Regions from separate parts of the Mus musculus genome. Here region 2 is linked to region 1. A link is a loop called in an ENCODE intact Hi-C map of the cell type or tissue named here. Cell type or tissue: left cerebral cortex. All regions are shown on one strand.

Region 1 (8,000 bases):
TCACCGGTGGTGACATTCTGATAGATCTCAGCACTGCTGCATGCCAGGACTTGGCTGTGGGCCCTTAGCCTATCCAATTCAATTAGAGTAACCTTCATTTAGTCCATTATAGGGAAGTGCTGTGCTAGGTATCTATCGTGTTGCTGCCAGACTGTTTCCCCAATAGGCCAAGCAGCATACATGGATCTCAACAGTTTGTAGCAGGGCTTCATGTATCATGGTGAAGAGAAGATGCCATTCTGTCTTCCAAACAGTTGAATGAGAACATCCGTTGTCCTGTCCTCCCCAGTGGAAACGTAAGAAACATGCGGCAGAGAGCTAAGTGCCGGGCAGTATTCTGTAGTTCAGAAGGGTTTCACAGGTAAAGTCCTCAACTCTACTATTTGAAGAGATCAACAAGGACCTGTAACTGAAGCCTCACAGGACATGAAGCATTCAGAGTTTAGAGGCTACTTCAGTGGGTTGAACCCCTTTTCTTCTGCATCCCCACTTGAGTAGCAATGATTGCTCCTGAAGATAGAGTGGTATTTGTGGGGTTTTTCTCCCTAAGCACAACAGGATATTTCCTGAGCATAATGGTTTACATCTGTAACCTCACCTTTGGGAGACTGGGACAGGACAATTGCAGAGAGTTCAAGGCCAGCCTAGATTCCTTAGTGAGAGATCATGTCTTGAAGACTATATTTGTATCATTTGGTGACTGGTGGATGAAAGGGAGCAGGAGAAGTCAGAAGTGGCTAGAAAAGCTAGCAGACAAACACGTTTTATAAAGACCCCACTTATTTAAATGTTTAAATCATAACAGAAATCCACTTATGACTTATGACCTGTTATTGGTACAGGAAGCTAACACAGGTATAATTAGAGCCTTCCTGCCTAGTTGTTGTGTGCTTTGTCCAGAGAGATGCTTTTTAGAAACTCAGGTGGTGTTTATCTTATAAAAGGTGCCCTGGCTTTGTGCACTCATTATGCAGTTAAAACCATGATGTCTAGAGCAGGCTACCAGAAACATAACCTCAGAGGAACTTCCCGATACCCAAGGCCTTGAAAGTGTGAATGGCAGGGAGGGAGACTGAGCTTTGACGTTCATGCTGTTTCCTCCCTGCCCCTCTATTGTCATTCTCCTGTTCTTCACTCTTAAGTTATTCACTGATACAGTCTCACTAAACAGCCAAAACTCAAACACATAGACATCTTCCTGCCTCACCTTCCCAAGCCCTGGGATTTACGTCATGAAGGCCTCTCAGCCCAGTGAAACATAAAGCTTTGGTTTATTTTTTCTTCCTAGGGATCATTTGGCTGCTACTCCATAGATCATGTCACAGCACTCCATTTTGAAACTAGAAGCCTTACAGCAAAAGGGGACATTTGGCATTTTTCTATCTGGGGTTCCCTGTGTGAGGCCATCTACACTCCTTCAAATGAATATATGCCTTGGAAGGATCCTGTTTACTTGTAAACAGCAAAAAGCATCTCATCATGGCTAAGTAGTCAGGTATCAGAAATGGAGGCTCGTTATGTTAAGTTACCTGGCAGGGAGGGGGAGTGGCTCAGGAAGGGAGGGGCATTAGCTGGGCTCACCAGACATAAAGGGCATCTCCACTTAGATCTGACCTCACTTCTTACTGATCACAAAGTAAGCCTGTGGAATCTAAGTTATTAGTGGGTGGGGACTCTTGTCTCTCGTTGCTTTCTAGCCTGCTTCATCAGATAACTGGAAAGGGTTTCTAGAATAAATGGGAACTTTAATCTGTGGCTGGAAGTCTACTTCTAATGTTTGACCTTCTCTCTCAAAGCAGCCTGTTTACAAAGGGGATGATCCCCAGGAATTCCAGAAATTACTAGGTTTATTTTCTCTTAATTCTGTATTTTCGTTCTCAATGGGATAATGAAGGTAATATATAATGCTTTATTGAATATCTTTTGTATGTCAGGAGCTGTCCTAGCACCTTACATGCACTAATTTATTTAAATCACTTTGCCCACATGACATAAATGTTATTATCACCATTGTACAGACAGAAATTCCAAATATTAGAATATAAGTCTTTTGCATATACATTTTCCCTTTCTATGAAAAATGAGAAAGGTATTCAGTAAGAAAGATAAAATTTTGACTTGTTTCTAAGCAAACTTCATAGTTTACTCAATAGAAAGCAAACATAATATAAAATAATAAAAAGGTGGATAATCCTTTAGGATTCTGGCACTGTGCTAAAACTATTACTGTATAACAGTATATTCAACTAACTCCTAAAATCCTCGTGGATATGGAGTTGTGGATATTAAAACTGAGGTTAAGGAGAAACAAAAACTGTCCACCAGGTGGCACTCATTCCTCCGAATGAAGGGCATGGATCGGAACCCTTGGGGATCATGTTCTCAATGATGCTTAGGATTCAAGTGCAGGGTGGCCTCCAAATTCCTAGGCTGAGAGCTTTTATTGAGGAGTATTGAGGAGCAAGATGCCCTCAAGTGAACTCTACCTGTTCTGCAATAGTGAGAATATGTTTAGGTACATAGCAGTCAGCATGGCTTAGACTCTCCACTGTAGACGGTGAATGTCGGGCTCAGCTTCAAATCCAATTTTAAGTGCAGTTTTTTTCTGGTTGCAGCCCTATTGCTTACTGGTTGTATGACCTCAGGGACCTTAGGGTCCTCACCCATGAGGGACAATCATTAGACCTACTTGACTATTCTTTGCATGAAGTTATATTCATGTAACTCTGTAGCTGACTATCAAATACAACAGCAATTTCTCTTGGCTCATAATACACTATTGAGGACAGTAACTCAACTTCCTTTTCTAAGACAGGCGTTTACTGCATAAGAGCGAGAGATATTGGTTTTGCATCTCAGCAAGCTAGCTAGTTCCAAGCTGAAGACCTAGGGAGGAAAATAATGAGAGAAAAGTAAGAAATTTAAAAAGTAAATAATTTAAATTTTTTGGCCGTGGGCCAAAGGCTTCCAGTTGCAGGTGAAAGAAAGGATATTTGCATGGGCAAGAAAGCAGGTAAATTCAAACACGTGATCAAAGTCCAGGGACAGAGGGCTCAAGGGACCACTTACTGGAGAGAAGGTCACTTCAGAGGGTTTTAAACAGAAGCATCATGTAATATTGCTTGAAGAAGAGCAATTTGTTTTTTGTTTTTGTTTTGTTTTTTCCAGACAAGGTTTCTCTATATAACAGCCCCTGGCTATCCTGGAACTTACTATGTAAATCAGGCTGTCCTCGAACTCACAGAGATCCACCTGCCTCTGCCTCCTGAGTGCTGGGATTAAAAGTATACACCACCCCGCCTGACTAAGAAGAGCAATTAAAAAAAAATGGGCTGGAGAGATGGCTCAGTGGGTAAGAACTCTGATTGCTCTTCCGAAGGTCCTGAGTTCAAATCCCAGCAACCACATGGTGGCTCACAACCATCCATAATGAGGTCTGACACCTTCTTCTGGTGCGTCTGAAGTCAGCTACAGTGTACTTATGTATAATAGTAAATAAATCTTTAAAAATATATTGGTGAGAAACAGAAAGATCTATTCAATGTGGCAACATTTTGAAAGGAGACGAAGAGATCCAGTGACCTCTCTGCTCAAATACATCTTCTTTAGTTTCCTAATGGGTGGGAAAGGCATAAGTAGAAAGAGTGAGCTCTACACAACTAAGCAGTCCGGTCAACGTGAGGTCCCACTCAACACCAATGCGTAGGCTCAAGTTCTCTAGCAAGGCCAGCTGACAAGGTGAGACAAGTTCCTCCTCTAGCCGCCCTTATGTCCCAAGCCCTTCCTTCTCCCAGCATGAGATTCCTAAGGCTATTTCTGTTTCTCGGGGTCTATTGTTTCAACAGTCTGATAGTTGAGGGAGAGGGGCACGTACGTACTTCTTTAAAATGATTTCCTTCCTGCCCAGGTGGTTACATTTTCCTGATAATATGTTTAAGAGGCATCATGAGAACTGAAATGAAAAAGCTGAATTGAAGAAGTGAGATGGGGCTGGAAACACTGCTTTGGGAGTCTTGTATTACTTCAACCCCAGAATGAAGGCTCGTCAGCCACAGAGGCAAGAAACGGATGGATGCAAGAGGCACGGTAGACCTGTCGACCAGACAGGCTTGGTAGACTAGATGTCTGAAGGGTGGAGGCAAGAGCTGACAGGGTTGTCATCTCCCAAGACAAAATCTTGTACAAGTAGCAGTTTGGGAAGTAGGTTCATGTGTTCATTTCTAGGTGAATTTTCAGTTCAAGAGGAACAGTTGAGTCCAGGCTGCACCTTACTCTAAGTTACTCCATATTGTATACAACAGAGGTTTCCCAAGCTGTGTCTTGGCCTCAGAAAATCCATTTTATAAATAACGTTTGGCTCCATTTTGAGAGAAAAAAAAGATTGTGGCCCTTGGGTGCACCCACACACCACACCATCTGTCAGGTATACAAGCTTGTGTAACACAAGATCATACATGACTTATTCCTAGGAATAGAGGGTGCTGCCATCTATTTTTGGGGGGTGAATTGAGGATGGATATGGGAGGGAGTACTTGAGTACATTAAAATCTTATCAGGAGCTGAGCCTTTAGTCCCAGCACTTGGGAGGCAGAGGCAGGTAAATCTCTATGTTTGAGGACAGTCCAGTCTACAGAGTGAGTTTCAGGACAGCCAGGGCTACAGAGAAACCCTGTCTGTCTAAAAATCAAAAAACAAACAAAGTGGCCTGTTCTGTCTGGGAGCTTGAATATGTTTTCAGTTAGGCAGGAAAAGCTTCCCTCTCTGCTTGGACCCATCCAACTGTGGCTGTGGGTTGTCCAATGACAGCAAGCTGTAGTTCCAAGGACAGGCTGCATAAGCACCCAGGGTTCTCCATTCGTGGCTGCAGCTTCAGAGTTCAAGAGCTGTTGCCATCCTCAGGCCGCTGCTACCAGTCAGAGGGGACTCTTACCATTATTAATTGATTTGACATACCAGAATAATAATATTTGTATTTATGTGTCACATTTTACATTTTTATTCCAGGGGGTAGGTGGCACTGATGAAGAATACAAAACTTAAGGAGCCTTGCTCCCCAGGAACTGAGGGTCATGCCTGGAGAAATGGCACCACTTCTATGTTATGGAAACATAAATTTCAACTGATCCCTTCTTGTGCCTGACTCTTGTACAAACTAGGTGCACCCAGCCCTTCAGGTGCAGAGGAGACTGTGTTTTCCTGACTACTATTACCAGATTGAGTGAAACATGTCATTTTCTCAGACCCATTCCTCTAGGCCCTGCTTCAGTCCATAGCAGCCCCCAGTTTCCTTTAGCAGCTTGAATGTTCATGGAAACAGTTGCAAAAGAATTTCATTCTTGTGTTTTCTTGTAGTCTTTTGAGATTCTTCCTTTTGAAGCCACACTGTAGGCATCTACTGACTCAAAAAAATAAACACGTGTTTTTCTGAGTTGAGTTCAAATGTATCAAACCTACAGGGAATAGAGTGTTCTCCAGCAAAGTTAATGGTCTCGGCAAACACCATGACACAGGAACAAGATTTCCCACCGCAAAGGGTCAGCTGATGGGTCAAGTGCAATGGGCTCTGCTGACTGTTAGAGGGGAAATCAAGAACATCAGCTGCCAGTTTGTTTCCAATGAGGACAACAGAAACCTTGGGTGATTAGGGTGACTGCCCCTAATTGCAGCTAGAGCCTGAGAAAGCTTCCCGATGCTTGAAGTAGCTATAGTATCTGCCTATAGAATCTGTCCTGACTCAGGAGGGCTGAGGCTGCATCCCAGAGTGCCCTATTCTGCTTGACGTAGGTGGGAGAATAGTTCCTGAGTACCCATAAACAGCACAGATTTTCTGAAGTGCTCTGTATAGCCCCAGCCTCACCCTAAGGGCATACAGGGAACTCAGAAGACACTTTGATAGCAGGGACAGGCAAGAGCCCTTCCGAAGCCCGTTATATGTGACCAGTGTCCATCCAATCAGCCCTTTGAGTTGCTGGACCTCAAAGAGCAGAAGAGGCGATAAAATCTATTTCCCTTTGCTCCCCATCTTTTTCCTTTCAAACTTATAGCTCATAGAAGGTGAGTCCCTGAAAGGCTTCTTCCTTTCGTCTGGCGGCAGCCATCAGGTGAGCAAAGATGGGTGCATACAAATACATCCAGGAGCTATGGAGGAAGAAGCAGTCCGACGTGATGCGCTTTCTTCTGAGGGTCCGCTGCTGGCAATACCGCCAGCTCTCTGCACTGCACAGGGCTCCCTGCCCCACCCAGCCTGATAAAGCTCGAAGACTAGGGTACAAGGCTAAGCAAGGCTATGTCATTTACAGGATTCGTGTCCGCCGTGGTGGTCGTAAACGCCCAGTTCCTAAGGGTGCAACTTACCGCAAGCCTGTCCACCATGGTGTTAACCTGCTGAAACTTGCCCGAAGCCTTCAGTCTGTTGCTGAGGAGAGAGCTGGGCGCCATTGTGGGGCTTTGAAAGTCCTGAATTCCTACTGGGTTGGTGAAGATTCCACATACAAATATTTTGAGGTTATCCTCATTGATCTGTTCCATAAAGCTATCAGAAGAAATCCTGACACCCAGAGGATCACCAAACCAGTCCACAAACACAGAGAGATGCGTGGGCTGACATCTGCTGGCCGAAAGAGCCGTGGCCTTGGAAAGGGCCACAAGTTCCATCACACTATTGGTGGTTCCCGCAGTGAAGCCTGGAGAAGGCGCAATATTCTCCAAGGAGAAGGAAGGAAGGAAGAAAGAAAGAGAGTCCCAGAATTGTTTCTGCCGCTCAGAAAACTTGAGTCTGACATTAAGAGTAGATTGTTTTTTATATTATTGTACCATTTTGTTGCTGAGAAATAAAACATCTTTTGCACATTTGAGTTTGTGGATAGAGATTTATATTCCATTCCTGTGTAGTAGTTATCTTTCCTTGCATTAATGACTGGTGTCCACTGTTAACAAGAGGTCTCCCCTTATGAGAGGAAGCCCTATAGCATAGAATGGGTAGGACATCCGGTTGTTCAGCTTGGACATCATTTGGAACATGCATAATATCCCCAGCTATTCATTTTTCACATCAAGTGATGAAAAAATATTTGTCCAATACCTGTCTGTCTTAGTCACTTTTTTTGTGGCTGTGAAGAGACACCATGACCAAAGCAACTCTTATAAGGAAAAGCATTTAACTGGAGGCTGGCTTACAGTTTCAGAGGTTCAGTCCATCATCATCATGGTTAGGAGCATGGCAGCAGGCAGGCACACATGTATGTGCTGGAGGAGTAGCTAAGAGCTACATCCTGATCCATATATGGAAAGGAGAAGAGGGAAACGGAGAGAGACTGGGCCTGGCATCGGCTTTTGAAGCCTCAAAGCCTGCCATCTCCAGTGACACACTTCCTTTAACAAGGCCACGCCCACTCCAAAGGGCATGCCTCAGAATGCTGGTAATCCTTTCAAACAGTTCCAAACTGTTTGAAAATCTTTTTAAATTTTCTGCTAACCAAGCATTCATGTATAGGAACCTATGGAGTCCATTCTTTTTCCAATCGTCACACTATCATGGTCAAGGTCATACTTTGGTATTTTCCTTGGGACATAGTCAATCAAGGGACTTACTAGAAACAGAGATATGTTATAGCTGAGTGTATTGAACATACATTGATTTTGAGATCCCATATGGCAGACATATGATTTTAAATGTGTGTATGTATACACATACACACAAATATATAATTTTATATTATATATTACTAAATATAATATATGACTGTCTTAATTAGGGTTTTACTATTGTGAACAGACATCACCACCAAGGCAAGTCTTATAAAGGACATCATTTAATTGGAGCTGGCTTACAGGTTTAGAAGTTCAGTCTATTATCATCAAGGTGGGAGTATAGCAGCATCTAGACAGGCATGGTGCAGGAGGAGCTAAGAATTCTACATTTTCATCTGAAGGCTGCTAGTGGAAGACTGGCTTTCAGGAAGCTAGGAGGAAGGTCTTAAAGCCCATGCCCACAGTGACAC
Region 2 (8,000 bases), 270 kb after region 1:
GTCCCTTTTGGGCCAAGAATTTGAGCAGAAGTGGTGATCTTACCTGTGTTCACAGGTGTGTCTGCACTCCTGGGAGACCAGCTCTCTCCCAATGGTAATTGAGTGTGGAGCGCTGTGGCACAGTATCAGCTCTGGGCGCAGACCCCTTCAATTCTTTAGCAGATACTTAGCTACCTGTTGTGTACAAGACATTGTGCTAGAAAATGAACAGCATTCACTGCCATCATGTTCCAGAGATTACAGTATAATACAGTATAAAAGTGAGTGCTCTATCCCATAGGAAAGCAGAATTGCAGGAACTTCACACCCACCAGCTTAGTTTTGCTGTTTGAGGATGCACACTTTATACCCTTAGATGGAGCAGTGGCAGGACAACATCCATGTCTGGTGCAGGGAAGGGTAGGATCCAGAGACCTTGTCAGTGAAGGTGGGACCCAGGATTGGGAATGAACATTCAGTGCAGTGAAACCGGAGTCCCTGTATAGAACAGAAATCTCACTTTAAGAATACATAGCAGGGACGCTTCCTCATATGTACGCACGGCTCACAAGCAGCATGCTCAACACAGCGTTTTCATTGACAGAAAAGAGTTCCAGCAACCAGAATGACCAGCAGTGAGGGATTCAAACAATGGCATAAGATTCTGAGGTTTAAAAAAATGAATGGGTTACATAGAGGAATGTGGGAAATTTTCTTGAGTTAACAAAAAAAAATTACAAAAAGACTAATCTATCTCTTGTCTAATTTAACCTCTTATAGTACTAGTATGTGTTATTATTACACAGTAAAATGCTAAAATGAATACAGGAAGAAGAAAGAGCCATGAGTGGTGTGGAACAAGGAGGGAAGGGTTAGTTTCATATGTGCTGTTGTTTCATAAGAATAAAAGTGTACATGGCAAAAATATTGGCAATATATTAAACACAGAAGCTTATATACGCTTTTGTTATTTGCTATACTGTCCAGTATGATTGGTATATTTAATAAACAATGTCTATAATACTAGTGTAGTTATTGCATATGTAAAATGTTATCATATTAATCATTTAGGTATATTGTCCATTGATATCAAGAATCTTTACATTGTTGTGTGGTGTCCCTATTACCTGTCTTCAGAATGCTTTCTCTTTGCCCAGACTGTAATCTTCTCTACTAGACATTAACACTCCAGGCTTTCCCTATGCCAGACTCCTGTAACCATTGTATACTTTCTGACTCTAAGACATGGTCACCCCAGTTACTGCATGGATGTGTATCATACTTGTCCTTTGGTAAACTGTCATATTCACGTAGTGTTATGTCATCTAGGTCCGTGGGTGCTGTAGCATATTTCAGACTTCCTTCTGTTTTAAAGCCAAATAGTATCCAATTGAACATAAACATCAAATCTTGCTTATCCATTCAGTGGTCAATGGGGACTGTGGTTTGCTTATACCATTTGGCTACTGAGAAATTGTAATATTTCACACTGAATTTAAGCACATTTTACACTGAAATTAAGAATTAATAACATGGAAGTATACTATTGTATCTTAGTAGTGGAGAGGCAGACAGGTAAGGTCCCTGGGGCTCACTGGCATCCAGCCTAGTTGAATGGATGACCTTGTCTTAAAGATAAAAATGGACAGTGTCCTAAGGAGTGACATTTGAGGTTGACTTCAGGATTCTATGTGCATGGGGACACGTAATTGTACACACACACACACACACACACACACACACACACACACACACAAGTAGAATTTTCTTTGTGCACTCAGGAATAAGCAGCACTTGTGAATATTGTTTGTCCTTTCACAGGCAAAGCAGCAGGAGCCATTCCCACTATCCTGCCATTGGCAGCGCTGCCTGTGGGTGGCTGCTGCCCTCTGCCTCGCCTTATGCTGCCACTGCTGCTACCACTCAGCACAATGTTCTGGCTCAAGCCTAACAGTTTCCTTCTGGTTGAAGCTGACAGAAGCCAGGAAGGAAATGAGTCTTGGGCAATTGGCAGGTAGTTAAGTACTGGAGCTGAGGAGAAGGGCTTTGAGCCCTGTGCTGGAAAGTTGTCTGTAGCAGAGGCAGCTCCAGCCCCACCCAGTTCCTGCTTGCAGCCCTCCTGTCTCCTGGGCACCATGCCTCGCCACTATTGCTTGTCTGAATGCTTCCAGATGCTGGTCTGCCAGGGCTTCTCAGGGGGTCTGAGAGGATCTGGCCTCTCTGTCTTACCAGTGTTACACAGATTCATGCTATATTGATAATGCAAATGATAGTGACTTATCTGGTTAAACAGCAAGTATAAAGATGAAGATGCAAACCACTGAGCAGCTCTATGGAAGCCTAGTTTGAAACTGGCTATATCCAGTTAGAAATTAGAACCCTGTTCTAAGGGTCCTCAATGAATGAGCTAGAGAAAAGACCCAAGGAGCTGAAGGGGTTCGCAGCCCCATAGGAGAAACAACAATATGAACCAATCAGTACCCCCACAACTCCTAGGGACTAAACTACCAACCAAAGAATACACATGGTGGGACTCATGGCTCCAGCTGCATATGTAGCAGAGGATGGCCTAATCAGTCATCAATGGGAGGAGAGGCCCTTGGTCCTGTGAAGGCTCTAAGACCCAGTGTAGGGGAATGCCGGGACCAGGTAGCAGGAGTGGGTGGGTTGGTGAGCAGGGGAAGGAGAGAGGGGATAAGGGCATTTCGGAGGGGAAACCAGGAAAGGGGATAATATTTGAAATGTAAATAAAGAAAATATCTAATAAAAAGAAAGAAGAAAAGTTAAAAAGGAAAAAAAAAGAAAAGAAACCCTGTTCTAAAGAGCACTGGCAGATAATTATGTGTGAAAGGCAAGAAAGATTCTTATTTACAACACGTCAAGCCAGCTAGCTCATTTCTCTCTCTCTCTCTCTCTCTCTCTCTCTCTCTCTCTCTCTCTCTCTCTCTGTGTGTGTGTGTGTGTGTGTGTGTGTGTGCGTGTGTTTCTCCTTCTTCATTGCCTGAATGCCATCTTAGATACATCTCCTAGACCCTTAAGGTTCCTCAGGGCACAATCAGAAAATTTCTGATATGTTTAATTCTAAGGATACTCTTTAAACTGTTAGCATCTCTATATAGGTTCGAGTACTTGCCTAACATATATGAAGTCCTAGGTTCAATCCCCAGAGACAGAACATGCCTGTAATCCTAGCATTTGGTTAAAACCAAGTCTAAGTACCTCAGAAAGGAAGTGGCTTAATGTGAACAGCTCCCTCTGAGGGCACAGCCATAGTAACGGTCTAGTATGGTTTCCATGGCAGCAACATGAAAAGCAAAGTTTCTTGGTGACTACAGACTAATTTAGCTGTTAAGGAGGCCAATGCTGGCACACATAGCACAAGCAGATCAAACATGTAGGTTGAACTTCAACCACTTCTACTGGGAATGGTACTCATCGAGTCTGGGGTCATATACTAGCCAGGAGACCAGTGGGACAGCACTGGCTTAGCCGCCCAGCTTCAGTTGTCTTTGAAGAAAATGTCTGGAGAATGAGCCACAAAGGAGAAAACAGGGACTGGGTAGCCAGCTGAGAGTCGTTGGGACAGCGACAAACTGGAGAAGCAGGCTTTGTGGGAGATGGCTGTAGTCTTTTTTTCTTTTTTTAAGATTTATTTATTATATGTAAGTACACTGTAGTTGTCATCAGACACACCAGAAGAGGACATCAGATCTCATTACAGATGGTTGTGAGCCACCATGTGGTTGCTGGGATTTGAACTCGGGACCTTTGGAAGAACAGTCAGTGTTCTTAATCACTGAGCCATCTCACCAGCCCGGCTGTGGTCTTTTTTAAAGGTTGACTTGGCAAATAGGTATGAATACTGTGTTGCAAAGGGACTCTTTGATTTTAAAAGACCATCTTTAAAATGTCTTTGGGAATTTCAAGAAGGTTTGGGACAGAATATTGTCTTATTCCTGTAAGTATATTATATCAGATTTTCCTTTCCCAGTACTGCTCCTGGAATGATGACTCTGAGACTCAATGTTTATTAATAAAGGCCTAGGCCATAAGCTTTGGCTCATTGGCTAGCTCATAACTTACTTAACCATTTAAACTATTCTATGTCTACCACTTGGTTAGTAACCTCTTCTTCAGTTCCTGTCTGCTTTTTCACTTGTGTGTCCTCAGAGTTTCTCTGCTGGTTTATGTCCATCCCCTCAGTCTGGGTCTATCCCTCCAAATGTTCTGCTTAATCACTATTTTATACTCTCACTATTTCCCAGAATCCTCTCTCTTCCTGTCAGTGTCCCACTTCCTATTTCTTGCCTCAGCTCATTGGTCATAGGCTTTTTTTATTGACAGGTGATGCTTATAAGAGATTCTCCCTACATTTCCCTTTTTGGCTTCCCTAAGGAAATTCAGCATGAGCCTGACTCCCCCTTGTGGAATAAGTTTCATGGTTTGCTACAGTTTTCCATGGAGGAAAGGGAAGCTTCAGAGGCCCTGTTACTCCATTGTCTTTCTTGGCCCAAGAACAGAAAGTACTAGCTTAAAAAAGAAAGAAAGAAAAAAAGTTTTACTTCTTTGAATCATACAAGTACTTTGAATTAACCTTTTCTTCCAGCACTTTGTAAAACTAAAGCTCTGCCTGTGAAATTTAGTGCCTAAGGAGAGAATGACCCAGGTGTGGTGGTGCACATCTTTAATCCCAGTACCTGGGAGTCAGAGGCAAGTGGGATCTCTGTTAGTCCCAGGACAGCCTGGTCTACACAGTGAGTTCAAGAACTGCCTTGACACGGAGAAACCTTGTCTTGAACTCTGTGTGCCCCTCCCCAAAGAGTTAAATTATTTTAAGACGATTCAACTGTTTATATTAGGGTTATTGCCATTTCTATTTTATGCTTAATGAAAGTCTATGGCAGAACTGAGTTTGTGTCACTGTGACCATGTTCTCTGTAGAATTCTTAGCAATAATTACACATACCACAATACTCCATGCTTATTGATCATGTCCCTCTTGCCAAGTAATGAGCCAAACACCTCTCCTACATTGCCGTTCTAACTCTTGACAGCAGAATTATTAGTCTTAGTTCTACTGAGATATCGAGGTTTAAAGAGCTTAGGTAACTGACTTAAGGTCACATAACAAGTTGCTGAAGCTTAAAACCGACAAATAACAGAACACATATTTTTTTTTAATTAGGTATTTAGCTCATTTACATTTCCAATGCTATACCAAAAGTCCCCCTTACCCACCCACCCCCACTCCCCTACCCACCCACTCCCCCCCTTTGGCCCTGGCGTTCCCCTGTACCGGGGCACACAAAGTCTGCGTGTCCAATGGGCCTCTCTTTCCAGTGATGGCCGACTAGGCCATCTTTTGATACAACAGAACACATATTAACTTGATTTAAAGTTTTGGCCTCTGGTAGATCTTCTGTAAGAGCTTTAATTGAGAGTGTAGTGTAGCAATTTCTTTCAAACATTTCTTGCTGGGGCAGAGAGACCCCTAAAGACCCAAGAAGTAAAGGAAATTGACAAGGTGCCAGGAAGCTTTTGAAATTTACAAAATTAAGGTCCCTCCCCCAAGGCTAAGATAGAGGAACTCAGCTAGGGACAGGGGAAGTTTAGCTCAGCAGTTTTGCAGGGATCTGCGGAGAAGCAGCTTTTGAGACTTGTCACTAGTGGGTGAGGTGGGCTTTTTGGTGCTTCCCCTGCCTTTGAGTCAGTAATTTATCACCCACATTCCTACAAGAATCCCAAAAAGCCCACTGATTGATTCACCAAGCCAGACATTTGTGGAATTGTTTTCTTGATCTGTTTATTGGTGCCCAGTTTTGGGTGAGTAGATTTTAATCATCACATCTCTTCAGGGAAGAAGTCACACAACAATCAGCTTGTAAAAAAAAAAAAAATCTTGGTTCTGGGACTCCACCGAAAGTAGTCTACACAGGTGAAAGTGTGGACTACGGAGGCTAGCAGCTTCTGGGATGGGCAGGAGCCACAGAGCTTCTGAGGTGGCACCCTTTTCAGGCTCCAGACATCCGGCCACCCACCCGGCCAGAGGACGGGTGTCCCCCAGTCCGGGAGGCTTTTGCCTCAGGATCGGCAGGAGCCATCCTGGTTCCGGGACTCTACCGAAAGTAGTCTGCACAGATGAGTGTGTGGACTGCAGGAGCTGGCAGCTTCTGTGACAGGCCAAAGCAACACAGCTTCTGGGAAGGATCCTGTTTTGGGCCTTCATCTTCGGCCAGGAGGAGGTCTGAATGCCAGATATCTGTGCACCTTCCCTGTAAGAGGAGAGCTTGCCTGCAGAGAGTGCTCTGACCACTGAAACTCAGAGGAGAGCGCTAGTCTCCCAGGTCTGCTGATAGAGGGTAACAAAATCACCAGAGGAACAATCTCTAAACAGAGACAACTATAACAACTAACTCCAGAGATTACCAGATGGCGAAAGGTAAACATAAGAATCTTACTAACAGAAACCAAGACCACTCACCATCATCAGAACCCAGCACTCCCACTTCACCCAGTCCAGGGCACCCCAACACACCCGAAAAGCTAGACCCAGATTTAAAAGCATATCTCATAATGATGCTAGAGGACATCAAGAAGGACTTTAATAACTCTCTTAAAGAAATACAGGAGAACACTGCTAAACAGATAGAAGACATTAAAGAGGAAGCACAAAAATCCCTTAAAGAATTGCAGGAAAACACAACCAAACAGGTGATGGAATTGAATAAAACCATCCAAGACCTAAAAAGGGAAGTAGACACAATAAAGAAAACCCTAAGTGAGGAAACACTTGAGATAGAAACCCTAGGAAAGAAATCTGGAACCATATATGTGACCATCAGCAACAGAATAAAAGAGATGGAAGAGAGAATCTCAGGTGCAGAAGATTCCATAGAGAACATCGGCACAACAATCAAAGAAAATGGAAAATTCAAAAAGATTCTAACTCAAAACATCCAGGAAATCCAGGACACAATGAGTAGACCAAACCTACGGATAATAGGAATATATGAGAATGAAGATTTTTCAACTCAAAGAACCGGCAAATATCTTCAACAAAATTATAGAAGAAAACTTCCCAAACCTAAAAAAAGAGATGCCCATGAACATACGAGAAGCCTACAGAACTCCAAATAGACTGGACCAGAAAAGAAATTCCTCCCGACACATAATAATCAGAACAACAAATGCACTAAATAAAGATAGAATATTAAAAGCAGTAAGGGAGAAAGGTCAAGTAACATATAAAGAATTACACCAGATTTTTCACCAGAGACTATGAAAGCCAGAAGAGCCTGGACAGATGTTATACAGACACTAAGAGAACACAAATGCCAGCCCAGGCTACTATACCCAGCCAAACTCTCAATTACCATAGATGGAGAAACCAAAGTATTCCATGACAAAACCAAATTCACACATTATCTTTCCACGAATTCAGCCCTTCAGAGGATAATAACAGAAAAAAAACCAATACAAGGACGGGAACCACGTCCTAGAAAATGCAAGAAGGTAATTCCTCAACAAACCTAAAAGAAGACAGCCACAAGAACAGGATGCCAACTTTAACAACAAAAATAATAGGAAGCAACAATTACTTTTCCTTAATATCTCTTAATATCAATGGTCTCAATTCCCCAATAAAAAGACATAGACTAACAGACTGGCTACACAAAGAGGACCCAACATTCTGCTGCTTACAGGAAATCCATCTCAGGGAAAAAGACAGACACTACCTCAGAGTGAAAGGCTGGAAAACAATTTTCCAAGCAAATGGTCTGAAGAAACAAGCTGGAGTAGCCATTCTAATATCTAGTAAAATCGACTTTCAACCCAAAGTTATCAAAAAAGACAAGGAGGGACACTTCATACTCATCAAAGGTATAATCCTCCAAGAGATATCAATTCTGAATATCTATGCTCCAAATGCAAGGGCAGCTACATTCATTAAAGACACTTTAGAAAGGTCAAAGCACACATTGCACCTTACACAATAATAGTGGGAGACTTCAACACACCAC

The links. A loop is a pair of places that touch in the nucleus more often than their neighbours do. Peaks named below come from ENCODE experiments on the same cell type or tissue, not always from the same donor. Only the 100,000 strongest peaks of a DNase experiment are listed, where the experiment ranks them.
Region 2: a loop joins it to region 1, with 7 times the contacts of the local background. A loop is called at or near these places in 15 of 42 quality-filtered maps.

What each region holds. Positions count from the first base shown.
Region 1 is chr1:51,939,373-51,947,372 of GRCm38, reverse strand. It overlaps the pseudogene Gm8420. Among named protein-coding and RNA genes, the nearest start is that of Gm33795, 27 kb to the right of the region's middle. In left cerebral cortex, a CTCF peak has its summit at 2,320 (motif pointing right); DNase peaks (open chromatin) are centred at 2,357 and 4,389.
Region 2 is chr1:51,665,473-51,673,472 of GRCm38, reverse strand. No RefSeq gene overlaps it. Among named protein-coding and RNA genes, the nearest start is that of Gm31636, 47 kb to the right of the region's middle. In left cerebral cortex, CTCF peaks have their summits at 1,860 and 4,409 (motif pointing left); DNase peaks (open chromatin) are centred at 1,957 and 4,392.